2 separate regions of the Homo sapiens genome follow, and region 2 is linked to region 1. A link is a contact called in ENCODE Hi-C or POLR2A ChIA-PET data. All regions are on one chromosome and are shown on one strand. The core of a region is the stretch at or near the end of the contact, and the rest is flanking DNA. Distances in the headings are between cores, read along the strand shown. Region 1 overlaps AKAP13 (A-kinase anchoring protein 13). Region 2 overlaps AKAP13 (A-kinase anchoring protein 13).

Region 1 (4,485 bases), core at 1,606-4,105:
TCCCTTTCTTAAGAGAAACGTTTCTGCGCATGTTTTCTCAAGAATTACATAGTTGTCCTCTTGCTGGCCATGTTGACAGACCAAAAACAGTGGTGGTTTTTGTTACCTGACCACCACATGGTCAAGCAAATACAGGAAGGAAATGATAAATGATGTCTGAGGCAAATTTAGGCTTCTGACACTTCTTTAAACGGGACTCATGATTGAACAGTCAAAATTCACCTTAATAATCCAAATGCAAATGGAACTGTCATCTCGATTTCATGTGGAAATGCATCTGTGGTTATTAACCTAGTGATGCCACTACTCTGGCAAGAAAAATGCTCCCCACACTAAAGAGCACAGAAGTTTCTTTCACCAAAGAATAAATTATATTAAGATTTTATTCTAGGAGCACATGACATGTACAAAAGTCTACCTTAAATTTGTAAGAGTTACATTTCTATAGATGAACCTCTTTTCTTCCTTCTTTGACCTTATAATTATATAATCTTACCAGCAGTTTAAAAATGGGTAAACAAGTTTCCTTGCCCAAAGAACCAAAATCTGTGTTAAATTTCATAAAATGTTATTAAAGTTAAAATCTGACTAAGCAATCCCCTTAGAACTATCCCTTGATCAAAACATCTCTAAGTGAGTCAGAGTAATTTCTGGGGGGAAAGAGGGTTGCTTTCCTCTGGGGATGTGATTTTTGGTACCTCCTTCCTTTCCTATACCTATCAACTTTGAAAAGATGCATCTTGGCACAGCAACCAGTCACACTAGAAAACAGTGATTACTCACACTTGACGGGTGTCGGCAGCCTCTGCAGGACTGGCGTGGCTCAGTCATGCATCACTGATTTCCTAAGCACTGTGGTCAATGCTTTTGGTGGGTCAAGGGCCACATCCCCTTCTTTCAAACTGGCTCCTTCCAAATCAGCAGTTAAACCTATGTCTTCTCACTCACAAAACAGTATGATTAAATCTATGAGTAGAATGTAAACTTGATAGAAAATACCCTTTGGCTCTGAGATCACACTCAGGTGCTTTTTCTCTAAAGTAATGTGACCAGGGATTTTCCCAATCCTGGCCATTTTCTGAAGAAAGTACCAATTTCTTCATGACTGGCTACTTTCTCTGTAGTCTGAGACCATCAATACAGAGTTCCTCTGCAGTTTGAGACCATGAGTATGACTCCTTTTGGTAACAGGACAAGTAACTCACCTACACAAAATTTACCAACCTCAAGCCCATATATACTGCTGAAAGTCCATACATTTTTCTTCCTTCTCAAAACCTCAAAATCCTAAACATCCGTCATTTCTCACCATCTTTACTATATGTGCTAATAAAAATCAAAGTCTGAAATTCTCCCTGGTTTTTACTTTTTCTCATAGGATACTACAGACACAATCCCCACAGAGTTCACACTTGCTTGAGTCAAATTCTGACCACTGAGCCAGAAAGAGAAATAATTCCGGCCCATGTGGCCAAGGACGCAGCACCGAAATGAAAAGAACATCACCAGGCATCAGCTTACAGCCACTCCCATTCTTCTGAAATGCCAACCTGCCAGGGCCCCCAAAATAGACTTGTTGTTGTGGCTTTTTTTAAAAATTAGAGACCTCATTTAAATCCTGAGACAACAGCCAGCAAGTATCTATCACTAACAATCCAAAACATTAATAAAACTAAAAAGCTAAAGTCATCAAAAATTCTACCTCGGATTCCTTAAATCCCTCAACTGGGGAGGAAAAAGATTATAAACGGCTAAAAGCCCTTTACCAGGGAAAATAACCACTGTATTTAAATTGCGCTTCTTCCAAAGCAACTTCTTTTGCTCCATTGATTCATTTCTCTCCATAACCCTCCCCCACATTCTTAATACATATGTGTAAAGGGATTTTCAAAAATTGAAAAGAACAGCAAAAATAAACAATAAAGACAAAACAGGCTGCTTCTTACCTACAAAAGCCTAGGGGCAAGCATGGAGATAGGTCTTCTGTCTACAGCTGGTAACAGGTGGTGGTATAGAAGTGTGCATCAAACTGACCTTTAAAGACTTCAGGAGCCAAGATCGTGTCCGACTCCCGTTTCAGCTTCAGCCTCAACCCCCGTTAAGAAGTTTTATTCAGATAGTTTATTTCCACGGAGCAATAGCGGTTTCTCTTTGCTGCCTCGGAACATGGTTACCCACAGATGGAACAGGCTGCTGTGTGAGCAATCTGCTCAGTGCAGCTGCTTCACCAAGATAAAGCAGACACAAGGTCTGCCCTGTGACAGCAGCTCAGCAGACTGGGCTTGGGCGGAAATCCTGCATCCTATCCCCTGCACTGTGCAGGGTCTTGAATTCTCAGACTGCTGCCCAAAAGCAACAGGCAATGGAACTAGAGGTCCACTCCCCAAGCAGGAAAAGGAAGGAGTTCCCCGTCAACAACACCCCTAGCCCAAAAAAAACAAAAACAAACAAACAAAAAACCACCAATGACCTAATACCACCATTTTGGATGTTGGGAAGTCAGCTCAGAACAATACTTACAGCTGTTCATGAAACCACTCTGACTCTAAATTTGCTCAGAATACAGACTAGGATGATAGGGGAGGAAGGGAGTTTCAGGCTTGTAGATAAAACACAGCTTTTTGGCACTGTTTTCTATGGTACTAGAGAAAAGGATTAAGCCATGTGAATAAAAACATCTGCTAAATTCTTTCACCACTTTAGAGTACCTGTGATCTAGGCATTGTTTTCTAGGTTTGCAAAGTTGCAACCACTCCAGAATGAGACAGGAGTGTTTATAAGCTTAAGCAACCAAGCAGTAAGTCTACAATACAGGAAGCAAAATCTGTCCAACCCTGAGATGACGTGCCCCTCCTGATGGTGGTGACTATTAACTTGGCTACCTACCCAATGAGTGCAAGGCCTCAAAACAACAAAGATGCCTATATTTTTACCAGGACACCACAGTGACTCTTAAGGGAATCTGCTTCTCAGACTGTTAATTTTGTATTATGTTTTGCTTACCTGCTGCTGGCTCAGGCCCCTGGACAGGTAAAATGATCTTCTCTGGCTCCTCCCTTCCAGCAAAACATCCTGCAAGGCTCCCCGTGGCTTCCTCAGGAGTACTGCCCATTGGTAGGCTCTCCCCAGGTGGGAAAGTACTCACTTTTTCTGTAAAAGCACTCTCTAGTCCTTTAGTGAGAGGACCCAACTCAGGGCTGGACAGTGACATGTGACAGGCCTCCCCCTCAGTAAGCAGTGCTCCAGCGGCCTTGACTTGTTCGATGACAGCATCCACTATACGGCTGGCAGCCTCCTCTATCAAGTCTGCCCCCTTAGGCAGAGGTGCGTCCTGGGCAGAGACCATGCAAGGTAGAGAGGGAGTGCTCCTTTCCCTGCCTGAAGGCGGGGCTCGCATGACTTCCCTCACACCAGCTGGGGCCCCATCATCATGGGCTGAGAGCTCCATGTCTGTGGGGAGCTCCTTGGCAACAGGCTGCAGTAGGACAGGATGTGCTTCATCGTCTATTTGGGCTTCCTCAGCGTCACCCATGGTACAGCTGTGGTCTGCTCCCTCCAGCTTCCCTTTCTCCCAATCAAGAGGTATCATCTCTGGGGTTCCAACTCCCTGTGGGTCAGTCACAGCTTTGTCCTGTAGAGCCACTGGCAAACCTAGAACGGCATTCTTCTCTTGGCTCAACAAGACGTTTGGAATCAGGATGTCTTGGGTGTTGTGTGATATATTCTCTCTTCTGGGCTCAGCCATACCTTGTAGAGCATTAACCCCTGTAACATCCACCGTCACATCTCCACTCACCTCACAGGCACTAGTTTTTCCCTGGGATTGAGTGTTCTTCACTCCAACATCCAGAGGAGAAGGCTGACTGCAGTTAAGAGCATCGGACCCATCAGACCCATCTGGCAACAGACATGGCAACAGAGCGGAGCTGTTGTGCTCTGCCCCCAAGGCTTCCTGCCTTGACTCTGTGGCCAGACTTGCTCCTGGTGGCACCAGGCTCTGGGCAGCCCCACCTTGAGTCAGCAGTGAGACTTGTGGGGCCACTTCCTTGTTATGTTCAGTTTCTGCCTTAAGAAAGGCAGAGGATGCACCCGGTGAATTACTTAGCTGAAGTGCTTTGTCCTTGGCACAGTCAGCTGAGATTGATTTTTCATGAAATTGTTGAGTATCTTGTCCAGGAGGTGGTGTTCTCTGCTCTTCCTGCAAAGTTCCTGAAGAGAGAGCATTTTCCTTAATAGAGGAACAGGTCACCGCTTTATCCTTATCTTGTTCCTGAGCTGCAGAGCTTTCTGAAACCACCAGAAGTTTTCCTTCTTCAGTCAAAACTGAATCTAAAGCCAAAGTGGCCTTACCCACACTTTGCAGGGAAGAGTCAGTGTTCCCCTTGATATTCAGAGCTTCTGGGATTGCTGGAGGGGCGGGACCCTCATGCTCTCCACCAAGTCCTGTGAGACTGGTATTCCCCATCCCGTGCTGAAGCTCTGCAG
Region 2 (4,485 bases), core at 703-3,202, 86 kb before region 1:
TGTAACTATTTTTCAAGTCTAAAATTATTTCAAAATAAAAAAATTTTAAAAAGTGTGTCAGATTCATGCCCACAAATACAATAAACTTAATGTATTAGGGATATTTTTAGGTAAAAGGAAGAAGATCTCAAGATAAACTCTATGCCACCTTTTCTGTTTAAGTGCTGAGCCATTCACTCAAAGAAGTAGTAAGCAAATTTTGGCAGGTAATGTTATGGGGCCTTAAAGTGAGAAAAATAATAGGAAGAGTGGTTAAGATTTAATATATTTAATTTTTTTAAAAAGTAGTATACTCACTGTCCAATCCAGGATGGCTGATTGTCATTAATGAGATGGATTTTGTCAATGGAGAGGAAATGGCTGATGTACAGTAATTAAATCCCTGCTGCTTAGATCTGTGACATATCTGTGAAGTAAAAAAGTGAAGAACACGTTGTAAGCATATACTCTCATATTTCTAGATAAGCATAAAACCTTATAATTAGACCCACATAGTAAAATAAGGCAGTGAAGAAGCGGGTGAGAGCACAGGCCTTGTGGTCAGACAGACTTAGGTTAAAGTCTGCTCCTGCTACTTAACAGCTGCTCAGTTTCAGAGAAGTTACTTAGCTTTTCTGAGGCTTAGTTTTCTCATCTGTAAAATGGGGATCATTAGAGTATCCATTCTTTACAGTGGTTCTGTATCCCTCATAGCATCTAACAATGTTTCAAACTTAGTAAGTACTTAATAAATATCTGCTGGATGCATAATCACTTAAAAATAATTTCACTGGAAATATCAAACTACATACAATACTTGTTCTTTGAAAATCTAAATATTTCTTCATACAGATATAGTAGAATATCAGTAATAGTATTCTGATTTTACTTTATTTATTATTATTTTTTTTTAGACAGAGTCTCACTCTGTCACCCAGCTGATGTGCAGAGGCATAATCTTGGTTTACTTACTGCAACCTCTGCCTCCAGGTTCCAACAATTCTCCTGCCTCAGACTCCTGAGTAGCTGGGATTACAGGTGCGCGCCACCACGCGCAGCTAAATTTTGTATTTTTAGTAGAGATGGGGTATCACCATGTTGGTCAGGCAGGTCTCGAACTCCTGACCTTGTGATCCGCCTGCCTCGGCCTCCCAAAGTGTTGGGATTACAGGCGTGAGTCACCGCACCCAGCCTATTTTTATTTTTGAGACAGAGTCTCACTGTGTCGCCCAGGCTGGAGTGCAGTGGCATGATCTCGGCTCATTGCAACCTCTGCCTCCCAGGTTCAAGCGATTCTCCCGCCTCAGCCTCCTGAGTAGCTGGGATTACAGGGGTGCACCACCACGCCCAGCTAATTTTTTGTATTTTTGGTAGAGACAGGGTTTCACCATGTTGGCCAGGCTGGTCTTAAATCCCTGGGCTCAAATGATCCACCCATCTCAGCCTCCCAAAGTGCTGGGATTATAGGTGTGAACCACCAGGCCTGGCCTCTGATTTTAAATAATTGGAAATTGAGATTCAAGTAAAGTGTCTTAAGATCACAAACAAAACAACAGTGTATCTGGAAAGAAGCCTAAATCTCTTCCCTATCCTCTTCTAAGATGATAGTGATTCTACATGAACGTAAAGGTAACTGAAATTTGATAATTTAACTCTCTCAGTAAATTCACAGCAGCTTTGAGACCATGTAATCCAACCACCTGCAGAAGTTCCTGGTACAACATCCCTGAAAGACAGTCATCTAGTGTCCACTAGCACACTTCTGGTGATAAGAGCCCATTCCAATTGTTAACTGACTTTATCATTAATCCTTTCCCTTCACAGAATGAAATCTGCCTCCTTATGACTCACATATTGAAAGGGAAGCAGTGAAAAATCCGTTACTAGCATGAACTTGACTCACTTAGGCCAGACTTCTGATTATTTAGAGCTTGTTTCATGTGTAACCATGGCAGCTGAGGCAAACAGTTGCTATGTTTCAAATACAACTGTGAGGTCTAAAAAATGACCTCAGTGAAAGGCAGAGACTTTTAACAGGAAGTTGGCTACAGGCAACTCGTCTAGATCAGAGTGAAACAAGCAGCTCAAATGCCTACTCTGAGGTTCCATACAAGATAAAAACTATGGGTAAGTAGAGATTCCAGGAAGGCTAAGCATAGCAAGGCACTAAAACAACAACTTTATCTAGAAAGACTGAATCAGAAAGTCCACTTCAGAAAGACAGTCCATTTTAGAAACACATCAGTAGTAGTAACGTCTTACTAAAATGCAGGGTTATCTGTCAAATTCCCGGAAATATCCATCTTAGAAAAGGTATCACATAAATAATATTAAGAAAATTAAATCATTCTTATTTCCTCCTTGAAAACTCACCTACTCCAAAAACCTGGAAAAAAGCAGAGAAATTAATAGCCAGGAACTCTTGAGTTTAATACTGTTCAGCTAATAGCCACTTACACGGCCTTAGGCAAGTCATTTAAATGAGCTGGAGCTAAATCTGAAGGGATATGTCAGTCTTGGCCTATGATTCTGTTTACAAATCCACAATTTTGGTATTTTACCTCATCTTGTAAATGATTTCCAAAGGATTCTATAAATTTGAAATGCAATTTATTTTAAAGATTTTTTCACTGTTTATTTACCCTTAGCAAAGCTGTGCTCAGTAGCCATCCAAGAATTGTTCCTATTTTTTTCTTCCTTTCTCTGTTACCATTAGGCTGAGTAAATCTAAATCACTTGCTTCAACAAGCATATTCTTCATATTCTTATTTTTTCTAACTCCTTCTGAAGTATCAGAACAAGTAGAAAAATTTTTAAAAGGGGCAAAATTCACTCTTCAACTGATTTTCATTATGCCTAAATCTCTTTATTTGTCTGGTCTCACACAAGCATAAGTGTTACAATAATTACTAAGATAATCCTTCAGTGTCAAGTTTATATTTGGTCATGTTAGTGCTTCATAGTAGGATGCAATAAAAATTTAAACTTCTACACAAAGTCCTACTCAGCAAATCAAGGAAGAGGTTGTCAATGTTTTTGTTTAATTAGAAATGTATCATTAGATTCTTGCCTCAAACTCCAGTCATCTATTCAAAAACAGTTTTTTTTTAAATTGTAAGTGTTTCATTTGGAGGAAATAAGATGCATCCCAGAATGCTTTCGTAAATTAATCAGTCTTCTGACCCAAGAGGAAGAGAAAAGACTTGCAGTGAGGTACAATGATATAAAAGCAAATAATTTGAATTCTCAACTCAAAAGCTCCCCAAGGGATTGTCAAAAGTGGTAAGTGATAATGAGGACATCCAGAAGATGAGAACTAAGAAGTCACTTTGATTTGGCTGACATGGAAATCCATGACCTTCAAGACAGGAGTTTCAAGAGACTGGTAGCAGCAGAAATTAAGAGATGATTAGATGGTGATAAAGAGAAGGCAAAGGCCAGGCACAGTGGCTCACACCTGTAATGCCAGCACTTTGGGAGACTGAGGCAGAAGGATCACTTGAACTGGGGAAGTTGAAGCTGCAGTGACCTGTGATGGCACCACTGCACTCCAGTATGGGCGACAGAGTGAGACCCTGTCTCTAAATAAGTAAATAAATAAATAAAATTTTAAAAAGAGAAGGCAGGGAGCATAGATGCTCTCTTAAGAATTCTGGTAGGCATCAGAGTGAACAGGCGACCTACAGAAGGCAGAAAATTTTTGCAATCTACCCCTCTGACAAAGGGCTAATATCCAGAATCTACAAAGAACTTAAAAAAATTTACAAGAAAAAAAAAACTCCATCAAAAAGTGGGTAAAGGATATGAACAGACACTTCTCAAAAGAAGACATTTATGCAGCCAACAGACACATGAAAAAATGCTCATCATCACTGGCCATCAGAGAAATGCAAATCAAAACCACAATGAGATACCATCTCACACCAGTTAGAATGGTGATCATTAAAAAGTCAGCAAACAACAGATGCTGGAGAGGATATGGAGAGATAGGAACGCTTTTACACTGTTGGCGGGACTGTGAACTAGTTCAACCATTGTGGAAGACAGTGTGGCGATTCCTCAAGGATCTAGAACTAGAAATACCATTTGACCCAACGATCCCATTACTGGGTATATACCCAAAGGATTATAAATCAAGCTACTATAAAGACACATGCACATGTATGTTTATTATGGCATTGTTAACAATAGCAAAGACTTGGAACCAACCCAAATGTCCATGATAGACTGGATTAAGAAAATGTGGCACATATACACCATGGAATACTATGTAGCCATAAAAAAGGATGAGTTCATGTCCTTTGCAGGGAGATGGATGAAGCTGGAAACCATCATTCTGAGTAAACTATCGCTAAGGACAGAAAACCAAACACCGCATGTTCTCACTCATAGGTGGGAACTGAACAATGAGAACACTTGGACACGGGGCGGGGAACATCACACACCGGGGCCTGTTGTGTGGTAGGGGGCTGGGGGAGGGATAGCATTAGGAGAAATACCTAATGT

Evidence for each region. Hi-C counts contacts between places; a loop is a spot of excess contacts on that map. ChIA-PET counts read pairs that join two places held with the same protein, here RNA polymerase II (POLR2A). Pooled maps may share reads with other maps.
Region 2: a map of natural killer cell shows a loop between it and region 1 (7-fold over the local background). The contact joins two enhancer-like sites. A Hi-C loop is called at or near these places in 8 of 168 maps with a recorded cell type or tissue (CD4-positive, alpha-beta T cell, CD8-positive, alpha-beta T cell, Calu3 and 4 more), 6 of 37 single-sample maps with no recorded cell type and 19 of 50 pooled maps. POLR2A ChIA-PET finds 5 or more read pairs at or near these places in 8 of 52 experiments (CD4-positive, alpha-beta T cell, CD4-positive, alpha-beta memory T cell, OCI-LY7 and 4 more).

Annotation. Positions count from the first base shown.
Region 1 is chr15:85,580,626-85,585,110 of GRCh38, reverse strand. It overlaps AKAP13 (A-kinase anchoring protein 13), which reads right to left. Exons shown (of 37, transcript NM_007200.5): 7 at 3,004-4,485. Among named protein-coding and RNA genes, the nearest start is that of LINC02883, 180 kb to the left of the region's middle. RefSeq lists a silencer at 3,439-3,733. Within about 2 kb of position 2,855, at least 33 of the 41 ENCODE cell types and tissues checked have a DNase peak (open chromatin) inside an H3K27ac peak, as active enhancers do; they include CD4-positive, alpha-beta T cell, CD8-positive, alpha-beta T cell, endothelial cell of umbilical vein and 1 more, where a contact is called at or near this core.
Region 2 is chr15:85,665,643-85,670,127 of GRCh38, reverse strand. It overlaps AKAP13 (A-kinase anchoring protein 13), which reads right to left. Exons shown (of 37, transcript NM_007200.5): 14 at 298-406. Among named protein-coding and RNA genes, the nearest start is that of LINC02883, 91 kb to the left of the region's middle. RefSeq lists an enhancer at 1,871-2,040. Within about 2 kb of position 1,952, at least 22 of the 41 ENCODE cell types and tissues checked have a DNase peak (open chromatin) inside an H3K27ac peak, as active enhancers do; they include CD4-positive, alpha-beta T cell, CD8-positive, alpha-beta T cell, endothelial cell of umbilical vein and 1 more, where a contact is called at or near this core.